Linked DNA regions of Homo sapiens: region 2 is linked to region 1. The links are chromatin loops, found by intact Hi-C in ENCODE. Cell type or tissue: Caco-2. All regions are shown on one strand.

Region 1 (5,000 bases):
TTCTTCTGCAGACTGACTCCAGTGAAGGGCTCTGGCTGGGCGTCTGGAGAACTAGAGCCTGTTTCTTCTGGGGATCATGAGGCCAGTGGAGTGGAGGCTGGCCTCCTCTAACAGTGGTGGCCTGAGCTCCACTCCATGTTTCCTGTCTGACCCCACTTGTAGGCAGAGCTAACGTGGGCACCACCCTCTTGGGCCTGACATCAGGACAGCCTCCCCGCAAGTTCAGACTGGCTCTTAGGTGGGAACGTGTGGTAGGAAGGCTCCCGACCACCTGGCCTGTGGCATTGCTTCTCCCCTGGCCTTTGGAGGGGCTGAGGCCTATGGTGGGATTTTTCAGCAGCCGGGATCCTGGACAGCTCCTGTATTCAGTCAGGGATATTGGTTGCAAGCAACAGAAACTGATTCAGGCTATCAGAAGAAAAAAAGTGAATTGTAGAGAAGGAACCTGAGACTTCAGTGAATCAACCAGAGGGGAAGCACCAGATGTGGGGACGATCTGGTTTGCTGCAGCAGCTGCTGCAGCCACTTTCAAATAGTCATTTCTCCTTGCATCACCAGCTCCAGATTCAAAGTACTGGAAAAGAGCATCCGACTGGAATAACTTGGATCAGGGGTTAATAATTGGGAACCCGGCTGCACAGCAGGAGGTGAGTGGCAGGCAAGCGAGTGAAGCTTCATCTGTATTTACAGCCACTCCCCATTGCTCACATTACCACCTGAGCTCCGCCTCCTGTCAGATCAGCGGCTGCATTAGATTCTCATAGGAGCATGAACCGTACTGTGAACTGTGCATGCGAGGGATCTACACTGTGCACTCCTTATGAGAATCTAATGCTCAGCATCTATTAATTTCCCTACCTCATCAACTAAGATTGAATATCCTGCTCAGGACCTGGCACAGAGCAGAACCTCAAGAAGTATTTGTTGAATAAAAGAATGGATGGATTCTAGATTCTATGGTGTGGGTTTTTTTGTTGTTGTTCATTTGTTTGTTTGTTTGAGACTGACTCTTGCTCCGTTGCCCAGGCTGGAGTGCAGTGGCACGATCTTGGCTCACTATAACCTCCGCCTCCCGGGTTCAAGCAATTCTCTTGCCTCAGCCTCCCAAGTAGCTCAGATTACAGGCTCATGCCACCATGCCTGGCTGATTTTTGTATTTTTAGTAGAGACAGGGTTTCACCATGTTGGCCAGGCTGGTCTTGAACCCCTGACCTCAGGTGATCCGCCCACCTCGGCCTCCCAAAGTGCTGGGATTACAGGTGTGAGCCACTGTGCCTGGCCTCCATGGTGTTTTGAATTCTCCATAGAGTTCTCTACTCTGTGGAGTGCTCCCAGAGATACACCCTCCCCCACTTTAAAAAAGTGATTTCAAGATACTCTAACAAAAATATAAAGTTCATGGGAACACCTCCAGGCACATTCAAGAGCTTGGATCTGACTTCTGTTTTTAATGAGCTTGATGCTTTTCCCACAGCCAGAGAAATTGCAGGAAAGTCCTTCCTTCCCAGAACGGCTCTGCTTTGCCACAGATAAAGAATTATTTGTTTTAAGAAAGCTTGAAAAACTTCCTCCAGTCATTTGAAAAGGGGTTCCAACAATGAACAGGAGGCCCCAGCAATAAATCAGGTGAGGCAAGGAAGTGGCTCTGGGAGATGGGACAGGTAGATTCCCACAACCCTCTGTCCCAGGCACCCACTAAATCAGGAAGTTGTCACTGAATGAGAGGATGCCAGTGCTTCTTAATTCTTCAGTCTTAGGGGCAGGTGACCCACATAACTTGATCACTTATGGTGTGCTGCAATGTTCCATCTGGTACAGCAAAGTGACTCAAAGCCCAAACTCTGGAGTTAAACTCCTACAGTCTACCCTTGGCCCCACCACTGTCTCATTGTGTGATCTTGGGCATGTTCCTTCACCTTTCTGTGCCTCGAAGTCCTCACTGATAATTTGAGAACAACAATAGTACCTCCTTTATAGCATATGTGATAATATATGTAATACACTTTGCAGGGTGCATTTAGATAATGTCAACAATTATCATATTATTGAGGATGCTGCTGGTGCTGAGGCTGATCATGGAAAAGGTGAATTCTAGTGCCCAGGTTTATTAAATGTCTGTTCTCATCATTCCCACTAGGGATTTCTAGAACTCAATCCCATCTCTCTGTCTCTCCCTGTCTTCCCCTCCCTTCTTTATCTCCTTAGTGCTCAACCATGGATTATTTCGCTGATTCCCCAGCAACCCTAGCAGGTATGTATCATAACCTCAGTTTCACGGATAAGAACCTGAGACGTAGAGAGACGAAGGGACTTGTAAGTGGAGAACTGGAATTCAAGCCAGGTATGTCTGCCTCCAAGGCTGCTGCATGGGGAGATGGACCTGATGGGAATGAAATTTGGCCTCTCCCCATAATTTCTTTTCATCGTTAGAACCTCCCTCTAGGACCTAGGCTCAGACTTCACTGCCAGACTGGCCTGCCCTGGACAACACTCCACACTCGACTGGCTGCCCCCTGCTGGCTGTCAAGCTGAACAAGCCCCAAGAAACCCATTTACCCAAGGAGGCCAATGGTGGCCAACAAAAGCAGTCCATTAGACAGTGGCTGCTCATCCAGCAGCACCCTGAATCCTCACGGAGGCCCTGGGAAGAGTGTATCCCCCACCTGCCACTTTACAGGTGACCAAACTAAGGCTCAGAGAAGTTCTGTAACTCCCTTCTGTCGCACACCAGGTCAGAGCTTGGCTTTGAGCCCCGGGCTGGCTCTCTGGTTTGTCCAATCACATTCTTTTGCAGGATGTCTATTTCCTCCTCTGTGTCTATTTCCTCTGCTCTCTTCCAGGGTGGCCTGGGTTGATTCTGGCCTCTGGTGCTCTCTGTTCCCATGCTGCCAAGGCCAGAGGATGACTGAGACCAGCTGAGCTTCTAAAGGGCTGGTGATAGCAGTGTCCGAACAACTTTGCCCAGGGGGACGGAGGGCTTGGTTGGGGGCCTACCACATGCCAGGAATGAGGACAGGAAATCTCACTATTATGAATCACTCTTACAAATCTCACTATTTTCTGATTTTCACAATGTGAGATTCAGGGAAGTAAAGAGACCTGCTTAAGGGCAACGATGGGGCAGGTGAGGTCTCAAACCTGAGACTCTAATGTTCCTGCTGGCCTAACTCACTGCAGAGGAGGCTAGAGCTGGGAGGTAGAAGTCTACAGGAGAACCATTCTATTTTTATCATTCTCTTTTTTATCTTTTTATTTTTTAATTTTTTTTTTGAGATGGAGTCTTGTTTTGTCAACCAGGCTGGAGTGCGATGGGACAATCTCAACTCACTGCAACCTCCACCTCCTGGGCTCAAGTAATTCTCCTGCCTCAGCCTCCTAGGTAGCTGGGATTACAGGTGCCCACCACCATGCCTGGTTAATTTTTTTGTATTTTCAGTAGAGATGGGGTTTCACCATGTTGGCCAGGCTGGTCTTGAACTCCTGACCTCAAGTGATCCGCCCGCCTCAGCCTCCCAAAGTGTTGGGATTACAGGCATGAGCGACTGCGCCTGGCCTATCATTTTCTTTTCTTTTCTTTAGCATGGATGACAGATTCTAAAATTCTCCGGCCTCTCTGAGCAGCTGACTGCTGGAATTTGGAGGCTCCTGAAATTAGTTTCCTGTTCTCTCCATGCACTTCTCAAAAACCCTCAAGTGGTGACCAGATCCCCACTTATTTGGGAGTTGTACACAAAGGAAGCAGCATCATGAGGCAGAAGGAGCCCTGGGTTATCTCGAGGGAGCTCAGGCATTGACTGTGCAACCTTAGGCAGGCGAATTCACCTCTGTGATCCTCAATCTCCTCCTCCGCAAGAGAGAGATAGTAATGGCCTGTACTTCATAAGGTTATTGCGAAGATTAACTAGTGCATGGAAAGCAGTTATTGCAGTACTTGGCACAGAGTAAGTACTGGATAAACAAGTAACCACCATTATTATGGTAGAAATGGTGTCATTAGCAACTGAAACATTGGGGGGAGGTTTTGATCTTGGCGAAGGGTCTGAGAAATATTACAGATCGAATAGAAGGGAAGTGAGTTGGGAGGGAATGTTCCTTGCCTATCCCACTGGCAGCCATCCCAAACTGACATGCCCGGGGCCAGCTCAGGAAATGCCCAGTGACCCTCTTCAGCTTGGGAGACATGGTGTTCTTCAGGCCCACTTGGTCTGGCTTAAAGCCGTGGGTCTGTGCATGCCCACACACACTCATACTGTCTCAGCACCAGTCGCCATTAGGGCCAATGGCATGGGTGTCGGACTTGCCCTGAGACAACAGCACTCCTCTGAGGTTTCAAGAATGTTTCCCATTTATGGGGCTTTTGGAAGGAAATAGTATGTCTCCTCCCATCCTCTGCTCATCTGCACTCCCACATAAACACCCGGCTGAGGCCTGCCCCTGGCAACCATGGAAAGTCGTTTCCCCCAGCCAATGCCTCCCCTGTGTTAAGAAGCAGACGTGGTGGAAAGAAGGCACGAAAAAAGCTTGCGACTCACAGGGTGAGGTGGGAAAAGTGGGGTTATTGGTGAGGACCGTTGCATTTATGGGGCCTCTTATCTTTATGACAAAAGCTTAACTAGTACTTGAGATGCAATAACAAAGACGGTAACATCCATAAAGATCTAGTTCTACCGTGTGGGACTGTGCAATAGATGGGCAGCTGGCCCCACTGTATGTGGACTGCAGTCCTTGTAACCCCGAGATTTGCTGCTAAGTCAGGGCCTAGTGGCACGGAGTGGGGAACTCCTAGTGAGGATACTGGGAGCAATTCCCAAACCCTGCCCTCTCCACCCCTCCCCATCTCTGCCAGCTAAATGTGGGACTCCCCCTGCAGCTTCAGAAACACCATCCCTTCACACACATTTTGTCTCCCCAACCCTAGGGTCAACTCCATGGGAGACCTAAACAACCAGGACACTTGCCGAGGCTAGGCTGGGCATGAGATGCTCAGTGTTAGAGGAAGC
Region 2 (5,000 bases), 50 kb after region 1:
TACAGGGTACAGTACAACTACTGAATATATATATATTTTTCTGTACATGCTACATATATACACATACATATATGTATACATACATACATATATACATATATATGTAGCATGTATAGAAAAAATATATATGTGGCATGTATAGAAAAAAAACCCTGGAAGGAAATCTAAAATGTTGACAGTGGTTATATAAATAGTAAATGAGAGAGATCATGTAAAGTGCTTAGTGCGTGATATTCACTCAATAACTGTTAGCATTTTCTGTTACTGTTTCTTGAGATGGGATCATGAATAATGGTTATTTTTTCTTTATACTTGTTTGTATTTCCCCCACATTTTCTAAGATGAAAGCATAATTATGTTTGAACCAACACACATTTGTAGGACAGCTACCACGTCCTGGGAACTGTGTTGGCTGCTTGGCATAGACCCTGAACAGACAAGGCTGTAGCAGGAAGTGCAGGCTGAGACGACAGGATGATGTCTTTACGGTCGCTGTTCTTGCTTCTGCTTTCTGTGTTGTAAAATCTGTAGACCTCATACAATACACGAGATAAGCAAAATAGCCCCAATGGGCTTGGTATCTTCATTTAGGCTTTCAGATTGTTCCTCCCCATCATATGCTCTCTTTCTTTCCTCTTTACTATTCTTCTCTTACAGAGCACTAGAAAGAGGCATTAAAAACCATCTAGTAGGGCTGGGCACGGTGGCTCACGCCTGTAATCCTAGCACTTTGGGAGGTCGAGGCGGGCAGATCACCTGAGGTCAGGAGTTCAAGACCAGCCTGATCAACATGGAGAAACACTGTCTGTATTAAAAATACAAAATTAGCTGGGCGTGGTGGTGTGTGCCTGTAATCCCAGCTACTTGGGAGGCTGAGGCAGGGGAATCACTTGAACCCAGAAGGCAGAGGTTGCAGTGAGCCGAGATCACGCCATTGCACTCCAGCCTGGGCAACAAGAGTGAAACTCCGTCTCAAAAAAAAAAAAAAAAAGCCATCTAGCAGGTTGAGTGCAGTGGCTCATGCCTGTAATCCCAGCACTTTGGGAGGCCAAGATGAGCAGATCACGAGGTCAAGAGATCGAGGCCATCCCAGCTAACATGGTGAAACCCCATCTTTACTGAAAATACAAAAAATTAGCCGGGCGTGGTAGGCTGTGCCTGTAGTCCCAGCTACTCGGGAGGCTGAGGCAGGAGAATCGCTTGAACCCAGGAGGCAGAGGTTGCAGTGAGCCGAGATCGTGTCACTGCACTCCAGCCTGGGTGACAAAGCAAGACTCCATCTCAAACAAAAACAAAAACAAAAACAAAAACAAAACAAAGAACAAGTTAATGTAATGATGTCACATCTGTGTTCAACTCGGTTTAGAAAACACAGGTTAGACTAAGCATGGCTTTCTTTGCCTTTTCTCTCTAATGTGGGGCTGCTACTTGTTTATTTGTGTAGTCCTTTTTGAGCATTCAACAGATACTATATTTATTGGGTTTTTTTCATGAGTCAGACTCAGCAGACAGATGGAAGGAAATTCTAAAAGTCTGGGAAAAAACATCTTTATGTGAGAAAAAATTACAATCGACAAACATCAAGTACCCTTTCTGGGAGTGTTTATATTTAGAAAGAGGTTTCATTTCTTTTTACCTGAAAAGAACAGCTGTAATAGTGGAATTTCGGCCAGTGTGACATGTCAGGAGAGGAGGTCTATTTGGGGACAGGAATACCCTCCCAAAGTCACTCAAATCATGCAATTGAGGCAGCACTTTCCTTGTCTGGGCAGAGGTCTTTCCAAAGGGTGGGTCCCAGTGGCAAGATGACTTCCAGCTTCATCTTGAGAAAAGATGGAGATGGGACCCTTGATGGGACTTGACCCTTGTGTAACTTTGCAGAAAAGAGAAGAGAGCAACAGTGGGAAGAACTTGCTCCATTCATGGCCATCTGGGTGGTGGAGCAGGTGTCTCCAGGTGTGTTCAGGTTGCCATGTCAATAAGCACGTCAGCCTGCACCTACCCTGCTGTTTCCAGAGAAACCCTCTCCTCTTCCTGGTGTCCTTTGCTCTGGGATTCAGCTTCCTCTACCATGACTATGAGTGAGCACAGATCCCACAGAAATCCTCTGCCCTTGACCCGTTCTCTTAGTGTTTAGAAGCACATCTGTAGGTGGGAAGGAAAGACAGTGGGAAGGAATGTCAGATGAATGACTTCAAAATGTCAACCCAAAGGCCTGTTGCTTCCTAAGTAGGTGGCCATGGCAAATGCTTTACCTTCCCAGGCTTCAGTTTCTTAAATCTGAAAGTGAGGATAACGATAGAATCTTCAGAGGGTTGTGGGAGGATTAAATGAAATCACACATGAAAATGCTTTAGCACAGTGGTAAATGCTTAATTAATAGTAGCTTGGATCATTATTCATGCCCCGAAAATTCAGGATATAAGACCAATTGATTCTTAGGGAGGCTCGTGGACCTGGCATGCACCTGTCTCCCACCACTGGCTCCCTGGGAGGCCCACAGTCTACTTTGCATATTTCCTAGCAGAGAAGAGAAGTGGCTTTATCTGTGGGGTAAAGTCCCCCACTCCAGGAAGGAATTCAGGGGGTGGAACAGAATGGGTGTTGGATTCTGATCTCTGTGGATGACTCACCTGCTTTGGCTTGGAACTTGCCTTTGCAAAATGGGGATAATAAAGCATTTCCCCCTTCACTGCCCCTCCCTTGTCTCCCAATTTATGAGTCTGGCAGGAACTGATTAGCTTGTAAACTGTTCTGGTCTCCCTTGGAGAAAAACATCTGATGGAGGCGGTGAGGATGGTTACAGTTTTCAGAATTGAAGATTTCAAAGCAATGCTTCCCAATACGTGGAAGTGAAGACTTTGTTACATCTGGACTCAGGCAAGTGTAGGGTACAAATAGTATAGTATTACCTGGGAAGGTCAATCTTGGAGAACCAATGGTCCTAGGGTTAGTATTTGTGCCTGAAGCTATGTGGTAGGATAAATGATTTTCAGACCCTTGGCAACAAGGAACTTTTATTCAAAACTTTGTGGTTAGGGCACAGGCTCTGAGTTGGACTCTCAGGTTTGAATTCTAGCTCAACTGTTGCTAGCTGTGTGACCTTGCACCAGTTTGCTAATCTTTCTGAGCCTCAGTTTCCTCATATGTAAAATAGAAGTAATGACAATACCTAACTCATAGGATTGTTTTCAGTATTAAATGAGTTTTAAAAATCTAAAGCTTGAACAGAGTGTTTGACACAGCCAAAGGCTTGGTAAGTAAGTATTAGCTTTTATCCATCTATACATCAGCTTATCCATGTATATCATCATGATGTGGACTGAGCAGTGCTGTGTAGAAGTAAGAATCTGGTATTTGAAACAGTTACACCCTGAGTTCCAATCCTGCCTGACCACTCAGAAGTTTTGTGACCTCTGGGCCTTTGCACATACTGTCCCTCAGTTTCTGTATCTAATGGCTGAAAGATGATGATACCTAAATAAGCTGTATAAAATACAAAAACATCTTTAAAGTGTCAAAGAGCTAACAAGACACTGAGGAAGACTGGCTGAGATCTGGGAAAAGACAGGATCTCAGAGAGGTGAGCCCAATACTCCAGGCTGCTTTTGTCCAGGAACGTTGGCTGATGTTGAATAGGCACTAAATGATTGAGCTGTAATTTTGTCAGCCTGTAGAGATCTGCTTGAACTCTAGCTTGAACTGTGGCTAGTCTTTGAGTCATCAGGGTGGCCCAGAAAATCTCAATGTTTTGAATTTGATTAAATCATCTAAGACAGTCAGTAGCCTCAGGTGTTTGACAGAAGCTAATGACAATCCCCTTTGGAAGAACAGAACATCATCCTTGGCCTCAAATCAATAATTATGTTTTAAAATACAGTATCCAATAAGCAAGAAAGATATCTAGGCACATGAAGAGACAAGACATTGCCTTGTCACGCCTGTAATCCCAGCACTTTGGGAGGCCAAGGCGGACAGATCACAAGGTCAGAAGTTCAAGACCAGCCTGACCAACATGGTGAAACCCCGTCTTTACTAAAAATACAAAAATTAGCCCGGCGTGGTAGCGCATGCCTGTAATCCCAGCTACTGGGGAGGCTGAGGCTGGCAGATCACCTGAGGTCAGGAGTTTGAGACCAGCCTGACCAACATAGTAAAACCCCATCTTTACTAAAAATACAAAAATTAGCCAGGTGTGGTAGCACATGGATGTAATCCCAGCACTTTGGGAGGCTGAGGTGGGCGGATCACTTGAGGTCAGGGGTTTGAGACCAGCCTGGTCAACATGGTAAAATCCCATCTTTACTAAAAATAAAAAAAATTAGCCAGGGCTGGTGGCACGTGCCTGTATTCCCAGCTACTGAGGAGGCTAAGGCAGGAGAATTGCTTGAACCCAGGAGGTGGAGGTTGCAGTGAGCCAAGATCATGCGATTGCACTCCAGCCTGGGCAACAGAGCAAGACTTCATCTCAGAAAAAAGACGAGACACCATGAACAAGAGTCAAGAAAAACAACAGACAGCAGAAACAGATCCATAGGAACTACTGTTGATGGAATTAACAGAGACCAATCAGAAAACAACCATGCTTACTACATTCAAGGAGATACAAGTTGGAAGATGTTGTCAGAAAACAGGAAAGTGATAAAAAGTGATAGCATATTTGAAAAAGAACCAATAGAAATTCCATAACTGAAAAATATAAGAACCAAAACTAAGAATGCAATGGATGGTTTTAGTGTTAGATTAGACGCAGCTAAAGAAAAAATAGCAACGAACTGTAAAGGTCAAAACAGGTCAAAAGACAATCTTTTAAGATACAGTATGGGGAATTAAAAAGGCAGGAAATATAGAAGAAGTAAATGACATGAAATGTCTAACTTAATAATTGGAGTCTCAGAAGGAAAAAGACAAGGGAGCACAGGTTATGTTTGAAGATAATGACGAAAAAAGGTGCCAGAGGCCGGATGCAGTGGCTCACGCCTGTAATCCCAGCACTTTGG

Evidence for each region. A loop is a pair of places that touch in the nucleus more often than their neighbours do. Peaks named below come from ENCODE experiments on the same cell type or tissue, not always from the same donor. Only the 100,000 strongest peaks of a DNase experiment are listed, where the experiment ranks them.
Region 2: it touches region 1 in a loop (1.9-fold over the local background); 7 of 110 quality-filtered maps call a loop at or near these places.

What each region holds. Positions count from the first base shown.
Region 1 is chr1:19,808,903-19,813,902 of GRCh38, forward strand. No RefSeq gene overlaps it. Among named protein-coding and RNA genes, the nearest start is that of RNF186-AS1, 3.0 kb to the right of the region's middle. In Caco-2, a CTCF peak has its summit at 2,504 (motif pointing left); no DNase peak of the experiment used is centred here.
Region 2 is chr1:19,858,611-19,863,610 of GRCh38, forward strand. LOC105376823 (a long non-coding RNA gene) reads right to left here. Exons shown (of 3, transcript XR_947028.3): 3 at 1,601-2,145. Among named protein-coding and RNA genes, the nearest start is that of OTUD3, 21 kb to the right of the region's middle. In Caco-2, no CTCF peak of the experiment used is centred here; a DNase peak (open chromatin) is centred at 2,601.